Regions from separate parts of the Homo sapiens genome. Here region 1 is linked to region 2. The links are chromatin contacts, found by Hi-C or POLR2A ChIA-PET in ENCODE. All regions are on one chromosome and are shown on one strand. The core of a region is the stretch at or near the end of the contact, and the rest is flanking DNA. Distances in the headings are between cores, read along the strand shown. Region 1 has its middle 73 kb from the start of NBAT1. Region 2 overlaps CASC15 (cancer susceptibility 15).

Region 1 (4,326 bases), core at 47-2,546, 270 kb before region 2:
CCCACTAAGGAGTCAGCTAGATGCCCTGAATGAGGTAGAAAAGTATTCCCAGATGTGTGTTCCCCCGCTCCAACCGCTCCCCACCACCCCCAGCAGAACCATCAAGAGAGGAGGCTGGGCAACGCAGAGGAAATAAGACATTTTCAAAGACACACGCCAGAGTTGCGGAATTGCTAGTGCTGTCAAGGTAAATTTTATTCAAGGACTTCTTTTTACATAAAAAGGGCCAGTTAGAGTTATTTGTGTTTCAAATTTATTTTATTTTTCTTTATTAAAGTATAAAAAGATACATAATTTGCCTTAAGTCTTTAGGTTCAATTTGCAAATCTCATCTATTTCTAAAACGAGTAAATGTTATATAAAACAGAACAGGTTTTGCAGGGAACTTGGATTAGCGTTTGATGAACTCAAGTTACACAAAGTAAATTCCCCTTAAAACAACCAATCTCATTTTGAAAACTTAATTAAATTCCCTTAATTTTAAACTTCATTTATAAATCAAAGTACCCTATCTCATATGCCTGAGTGGGTAAATTTATGAGCTTAAGCAAAATCTTTCCAAGTTCTGAACAAATCTTTAAAGTTTAAATAAATTAAAATGACAAATATAACAAGTCTTAAATTCTTTTAAGCATGCCAATACTGATTACAAACTTACTGGTATGCATTTTGACAAGAATGAAAAATTACAAGAATCAATTGCATGTTTAAAATTGGAATCAAGAGGCTGATTTCTCAGATTTCATTTCAAGCCTTCTTATTCTAAGTGTGGTCAGAGGGGCAGCAGCATGGGAACACCTGGAGCTCATCAGGAATGTGGACTCTCAGGTCCCACCAGGAACTACTGACTCAGAGTCTATAGCATTAGTCAAAGAGAGGGCAGGAAAGGGGTATTTCCTTCAGTTTTTGAGCTGATATAGGTGCCAGGGTGATATGGTCCGTCGATTCATCCATTTTTCCTTCTCTTTCTTCGGTTTTAGTAGCATACAACAATCCAGAAAGCAAATCATATCTTCAATCTCATATTAAAGTTTTCCAACTAGAAGAAGCAGAAATACTGTGGTTTAAAAGAACCAAGTCGTGCTGGTGAAAGATAGGTCTGGTTGATTTTAAGAACCATACTGGGCATAAAAGGAAGAGAAGTAATTTTTTGTAAATGGACCCCCTCGCTGAGTGGAAGTTACTGCCTGAATCAGCTGCACACAATATAAACTCCTGGCAGGAGTTTCTCTGTGAGTCAGATATCAAAGTCTTCTACAAAGTGGGATGGGCACTGTGGCAAGTTGGTATAGCCACGTTTCTTGAACTGAAAAGGATAAAAAGATAAGTAGAAAGGCACACTGTGAATGTCACGTAATTAAATACCTGGCCAAAATGAGCAAGAGCTACCTTACCCTGAGCCTAGCTAGGTCAGTGTGTGGTGCTCACCTGGAAAGAGGAATAAGATCAAGTAGGTGTAAAACCCTCACATAAGGGGTCTTACTGTGTGGGGTTCAGGGCTAGCCTGCTGACATAATAGTGACATTGGAAAGCAAAGTCCTGCCACGGTCCCTCCATCAATAATGGAAACATGGAGGCAAGATCTCCAAAAGCAGGGTACGCTGGAGAGGCAAGGCCCCTACTGGGGCTTGAGAAGGAAGAGAAAGGTGACAGAATCAGAACAGACCATGTCGGAGGCTTCACAATAGCTGGGAGAAGTACAGAATTTGGGCCTGGGCACAGTGTCTCGTGCCTGTAATCCTAGCAGTCTGGGAGCCAAGATGGGAGGATCACTTGAGCCCAGGAGCTTGCGATCAGCCTAGGCAACACAGAAAGACCCCATCTCTACCAAAAAAAAAAAAAAAAAAAAAAAAAGCCGGATGTGGTGGCGCATGCCTGTAGTTCCAGCTACTTGGGTGATTGAGGCGGGAGGATTGCTTGAGCCCAGGAGGTTGAGGCTGTAGCGAGCCTTGATTGCGCTGAGACCCTGTCTGGGGAAAAAAAAAAATTTAGGAGATGGAGTATGAATAAACAAAGCAACATTCCCTGGTGCCACGCAAGGCTGCCTCCGCAGAGGCATTCCTGTGCTTAGCTTGGTTCTAAGGCAGCTACACAGTGAAGGAAGCTGATACTAGGAAGCAGGGATGCTCCGTCTAGGCACTGGAAAGCCTGAAGTTTCCTAGGCCCCCTAGGGTAGAGTAAGATGAATCCAATGGTCAGAGGGGACTGCATTCTTGTAGAAAGGTGTCCAAGAACTTCCACTGGCAAGTCAACTGTAGGTGCCAATCTACTTTTTGCAAAAGCTGTTGCAGTTTAGGACAAGAGTTACAAATGCAAAAAAAAAAAAAATCATTTAGTTTTATTGGACAAAGTCCAAAAAACTAAATACACCAAAGCAAACCAAAATTCTGTTCATTTTCTGTTCGCATCGTGCTGCTAAAATGCATGCCACACCCGACTGTTTTAGGTTTGGGCCCAAGGAGAATTCCTTATAAATAAAATCCATATTCCCCTGGCATCCTTTAAGTCCTGGAGGCAGAACTGCACGTTCACCCTAGTATCATTCCAGTCCTCTCTTTTTGTAAACGACTACAACTACCAGAAGTCTAGTGGCTCAAATTTCCCCTGGAGTTTTTTGTTACGTAATTGCCAGATTAAAATAATTTTGTGTAGCAATAAATTTAAATGAAACATGTTTTCATTCAAGGTCCAGAGTGAAATTATAGACTCAGTGTCCCTACAATGTTCAGTAGCTAAGCCATGTTCTTTCCAATGTCTTTTTTTTTTCCCGTTTGTGCTGCACTGGCTAGATTTATCAGAACCTGTTTGAAACCAAGGTCATGTCTGTAATAGACAAATTAGTTTTAATTTCAACCATCGATATGCTTTTGAAAATCACTGCAAGGACAAACTAATAATTTTGAGAATACAGAAGTGTTCCTTTTGATAACAAGATATCTAGAATAACAGTGAAGATTTTTAGCCAATTAATTTTCTACACAATGCTAAATAAGTAAATAGCTTAAAACAAACATATCAGTTGACTTAAATTTTAAATATTATTGTTCCTGAATACAAAATAGTTTTCAGGTACAAAAAATAGGAAACTGCTGGCTAAAAAGGGATCACCCCTATTAATTTGTTTCAATTGGAATATCATTATAGTCTGTTGCCAATAAACGATGTCATCAGGTTTTTCTCATGAGGGTTAATTAATGGTAACAACTAGTGACTGAGATTAGAAGGGAGAAGGCGAGAACAGAGTTCTTTCTTGAGCTGGAAGATGTTTCCTCTATATATGTATGCAGGCTACAAAACTGAAAAATAACTTACCATTAGAATTACACTACAGTGGGCTATGACATATAATATATTTTTCTTTGACTTAAGAATTTTCCACCACCAAAGATGGATTTATCCTCAGGCCGCTTGTGTGCTATACCAGTGGACCTGCAACTTAAGCATTTGCTCTGCTCAGGGGAGAATTATTGCTTCCTATTAATTTATGGTTTAGAGAATGTTTCAGCGATAAAGCTGAAAAATTAATTTCAGATTGGTCCCAGAGGGGTTGCTTTTAATAGTTCTGTTAATTCATTTTGGGGAGGATCCCTATGAAAGTTTATGAAAATGGCAAAGACTCACTAGCCCATCTCTAATCTGGATTTTATTTGAAACAGACCTCATCCTTCTAATTAGAGTTGTTAGAACCTACTTTAATTTTATCAATAATAATTAACATTTCTATCGTACTTCAGTTTACAAAGTGCTTTCTCATAATCTATTAAATTTTGGAATCATTACAGTAATCTAATGAAGTAGTGTATTCGTTTCTTATTACTGCAACAACAAATTACCACAAACTTAGTGGCTTAAAACAACACAAATTGATTGTATTACATTGTCAGAAGTCGAAGTCCAAAACAGGTCTCACTGGACTAAAATCAAGGTGTTGGCAGGTGTGCCTTCCTTCCAGAGGCTCTAGGGGAGAATCTGTGTGCTTGCCTCTTCCAGCTTCTAGACGCCACCTCCATTCCTTAGCTCATGGTCCCTTCCACCTTCGAAGCCAGGCAGCAATATACAGTCAGGTGTTTCTTAAGCTGCATCACTCTGACTCTGCTTCTATTCTCATATCCCCTCCCTCCCTCCCTCCCTCCCTCCCTCCCTCCCTCTTTCACTTTTAAGAACCCAAGTGATTACAATGCCCATTCTCCCAGGCAATCCTGGATAATCTCCCCATGTCAAGATTTTTAATTTAATCACCTCTGAAAAGTCCGTTGTACCATGTGAGCTAACATAGTTACAGGTTCCAGAGACTAAGTCATAGACATCTTTGAGGCCATGATTCTG
Region 2 (4,285 bases), core at 911-3,410:
AATGAAAAAAGCAAAAATGAGCCAGATCTCTTTCCCATCAAATATTGTGTGGACGAATACATTCACGGTTCAAAAAGAATATGCTATTTGTAATTTTCTTCTTGAGGTTGAATTGTGCATTTGATTCTTCAGACGCCACAATAAACTGCTGAACTAATGTGAGTGGCCTAAAGGAGGGGAAGTGCCACTCAAGGCAACTATGGTAATTCCGTCCTAAGGAATTATTTATGCATGATGAGAATCTGTCTGGAACATCAATGATGTCTTTATCTTCAACTACTACACACAGAGGACTCAGTCTGAGTGTGCTAATACTGTCTGCCCAGGTTTTCCCAGGACTTGCAAAATGTAAGCCTGATTGCTTAGAGAGGTTATGGCTTATTGCACATTATCTACACCCACTCATCCATCACTGTGAGACTTCGTGGTATACAAAGCAAGCTCCTCAAAGCAAGGGTTAGGATCTACTCTCTGATTATTCCTAGCTGTCGCCATATGTTGGCTTCCTGACAACAGACAGGACAGGTGCTGTCCCAGGAGACACTGCTGCAGAGAGAGGTTCCTACTTGACCACCATAACATCTGAAGTACCTAGCCCAGCTCCACAGTTGAAGGTCAAGTGGGAACAACCTGCATTCCTTCCACAGGTGTTGGCCTTTTAAAAGGAATGCAGACTTTGAGCTCCATTTATGTTTTCAAAATATTGCTTTTTCTTTGAACTAACATGGAATGTGTAACTTTATCCACAGACTGTGCAATTTTACAGCCACCCAATTTCTATGATATGACTCTTCAATATCTCAACTATTTTAAAAAATCCTTAGAGAATCCTACTATCAAGATCTAGAAAATAAAGTTTCTTCCTTTTTTCTTTGGAAAAGCTACATATAAATATGGGTGTGTGTGTGTGTGTGCCCCTTTATGCATATATGTATGTATTTTGTTGGTGTTTTTTGTTATTTGGGTCTTTTTTCTTAGGATGACAACCTTAATTAAAAGGGTCAGATTACTGAACAGCCACTTCTGACCCTCCTTTCTATGTCTGCAACACTGACTATTTAGCATAGGCCATTAAAGAACCAGAAATCATTCAGGGTAGGAAAAGGTCCTACTCCTTAATCACTTAGTCTTTAAAACAACACCAAATATGTTTGGATAATTTACAAAGATTCTACGAATTTTGCCAATGGCTGAAAAGCAATAAAAAAAAATTATGTTAATCAAATACATCAATTAAAACATTTAAAATATATGACCTCCAGAAATAAAGATTTTAGAGAACACCTCAGTTCTCTGGCTGTACTGATGTAACAGTCTTCTGGAACTATTAATAATACCTAACTCCCCCAAAATTTTGTAATACTGAAAAAAAACACAAACATAATAAACTTTTCATTTTATTTCACATATATATAATTTTCCAAGGTGAAATACACACACACATATACCTTTATAGAACTGAAATGCCAAATTCAAAACATCTACAAGATAAATTCAGACATCAGAAGGGGGTTTCCCACAATTACATTTGCAGTGCTATCAACAAAATCGGTTTATTTTAAGATTGCCTGCCCAATATATAAATTTCCCTTTGTGTTTGAAATACTTTTATCAGATAAGATAGCTTTTGTTTAAACTGCTATTTTCAGAATTTGCTTTGGGGGTTTTGAATGCACAGAGTGGAGTAACTTGAGATTTCCTATCCTGCTTTAAAATGTGTTTCTTCTGTCTGTTTGTATTTAGTAATTTCCTGTCAAATAACCTCACATAATTAACTTTCCTTGCTCCAACCTACTTCTTTTTTCCTATTCCTACTTCCTGAGGACAGTAATAAAATGCTGATTACATTCGGCTGTTATCTGCCTTTCCCTCCTTCTCCATCCCCCTTTCTCTCCCTTTGTGGAAGCCCCCACTCAGGTTTCAGCAGTTCATGGACAAAGAAAGACCTGGAACAGGAAGGGAAGCAAACCAGACTGCGGAAACTCTTGATCATCCATTCATCCATATTTACTGGGTAATGCTATTGCTGAGCCGGGCCCAGTAAGTAGTGGGAGATGTGCTCTGGTTTTTTTTTTTGTTGCTTTTTGTTTTTTTTTCTAAAATTCCACGAAATCCACAGACCAACTCCCCACTGCACTGTTCTGGTGCGTGTAGGAATGCCTCCCTTCTCCTTCCTGATCAAAGCTTGAGATGGCTGGGAAGAGAAGTCGTGCTAGGACAGGAAGAATGTCCACTAGCGTTTACAGAATTCCACTGACAGACAGAAATAGAAATTAAACCCTGCTATTTTTCATATAGCCTGCGTTACTTCTTGATAATTCATCTTTCTTTTCACACTAATTGTATACTTTGATCTAAATTAGGCAAGTAATTCACTAGCTGTATTACCTGGGCATTCCAAACACACACTTCCAAAGACATGGCATGGGGGAAAAAGCAAAAAATGTTGTGACTCTATTAAATATGAATTTATTTTGAGACAGGGTCTCACTCTGTTGCCCAGGCTGGAGTGCAATGGCATGGTCACAGCTCACTGCAGGCTTGACTTCCAGGGCTCAAGTGATCCTCCCACCTCAGCCTCCCGAGTAGCTGAGACTACAGGCACATGTCACCACGCCCAGCTGATTTCTTTTATCTTTTGTAGAAACAGTTTTATCATGTTGCTCAGGCCGGTCTCAAACTCCTGGGCTCAAGTAATCCTCCTGCCTCAGCCTCCTAAAGTGCTGGAATGACATGCATGCGCCACCACGCCTGGCCCAAATTTTAGTGTTAGAATCATACGTTCAGAACACAATGACTGATCATCTTCACATACATCAGGGTGCCCTAGCGCTATTGAAATGTTGGACCCAATAATTCTTTTTTGTGCAATGCTGTCCTATACATTGTAGGGTTTTGGTTGTGGTTTTACCCTAATACTATGAATATAGGACTCAATAATTCTTTGTTGTGGGGGGCTGCCCTGTTCAATGTCCTGTAGAATGTTTAGCTGTATCTATAGCCTCTACCCACTAGATGCTAGTTTTACCTTCACCTACCCCATTCATGACAACCAAAAATGTCTCTAGGCATTGACAAATGTCCCCTGGGTAAAAAAAAAAAATCACCCTCACTGAAAAGTGCTGATATACATTACACTCAGGGAAAAGAACCTGCTTCCTTACACACAAACCAAGTTGTAAAAAATCTAGCTACATCATCGTATGAAGAATTCAACCTTATAATTCCAGAAACGGCCTCTGTTCTGACCACTAAATATTTGAAGAAGTAAATGATGGTGACTTCATTTCATGAATATGCCTTGAGTTCACAAGTGGCAGACCCTGTTGTTCCAAACCTATTGCAAAGGGTAAAAGGGAAATCCCAAGGGACAAAAATTATAAACCTCATCATGGACCAGAAACAGACCACAAAGGCCAACTGGCAGGAGGAGCTAAGCCACAGGCTGCTGGAATCCAGAGCTATGAGCCAATGGTGCCTGGAGTTTGATACCTGATGGGCCCGTGGGTATAATTTACACCAAGCAGCTTCACTCCAGGGTGCATGCCTTAGAGAAACTCGTGAAGCACATCAGTTGGCATACACAAACAACAGTGTTCATAATGACACTGCTACTGATAGGAAAAATCTAAATGACCAAAAGTCTACTTATGGGAGAATGAGTAAATATATTGTAGTATATGCAAATGATGTAATATTATCCACAGCTGTAGTAGAAAAACTGCTGCTACCGGTAACACTAAGTCTTAGAAACATGATTCTGAATAAAGGGCAAGTCACAAGGTGACAGTATTTTTTATGAAGTTAAACATAAGCAAATCTTAAACCTATTACAGTTATTTTAAAAACCTACTGAAGCCGGGCGTGGTGGCTCACACCTGTAATCCCAGCACTTTGGGAGGCTGAGGCGGGTGGATCACAAGGTTAGGAGGTTGAGACCAGCCTGACCAACATGGTGAAACCCCGTCTCTACTAAAAAAAAAAATACGAAAATTAGCCAGGCACGGTGGCACGTGCCTGTAATCCCAGCTACTCAGGAGGCTGAGGCAGGAGAATTGCTTGAATCTGGGAGGCGGAGGTTGCAGTGAGCCGAGATTGTGCCACGGCACTCCAGCCTGGGTGACAGAGCAAGACTCTGTCTCAAAAAAAAAAAAAACCTATTGAAACCTATTTTTGAAAACCTAGTATGTATGTTTTTGAAGGCAAAAGAATGAGAAACACTATATTCAGACTAGTGGTTACCTCTGGGAAGGAAGTAGGAGGTTTTTATACATGTAGAGTGAAC

Evidence for each region. Hi-C counts contacts between places; a loop is a spot of excess contacts on that map. ChIA-PET counts read pairs that join two places held with the same protein, here RNA polymerase II (POLR2A). Pooled maps may share reads with other maps.
Region 1: a loop to region 2 is called in a map of Calu3, with 3 times the contacts of the local background. The contact joins two enhancer-like sites. A Hi-C loop is called at or near these places in 1 of 168 maps with a recorded cell type or tissue (Calu3) and 1 of 50 pooled maps. POLR2A ChIA-PET finds 5 or more read pairs at or near these places in 3 of 52 experiments (AG04450, BJ and H1).

Annotation. Positions count from the first base shown.
Region 1 is chr6:22,218,306-22,222,631 of GRCh38, reverse strand. No RefSeq gene overlaps it. Among named protein-coding and RNA genes, the nearest start is that of NBAT1, 73 kb to the right of the region's middle. RefSeq lists an enhancer at 580-1,428. Within about 2 kb of position 1,296, at least 2 of the 41 ENCODE cell types and tissues checked have a DNase peak (open chromatin) inside an H3K27ac peak, as active enhancers do.
Region 2 is chr6:21,945,671-21,949,955 of GRCh38, reverse strand. The region is part of intron 5 of CASC15 (cancer susceptibility 15); the gene reads right to left. Among named protein-coding and RNA genes, the nearest start is that of NBAT1, 200 kb to the left of the region's middle. Within about 2 kb of position 2,160, at least 5 of the 41 ENCODE cell types and tissues checked have a DNase peak (open chromatin) inside an H3K27ac peak, as active enhancers do.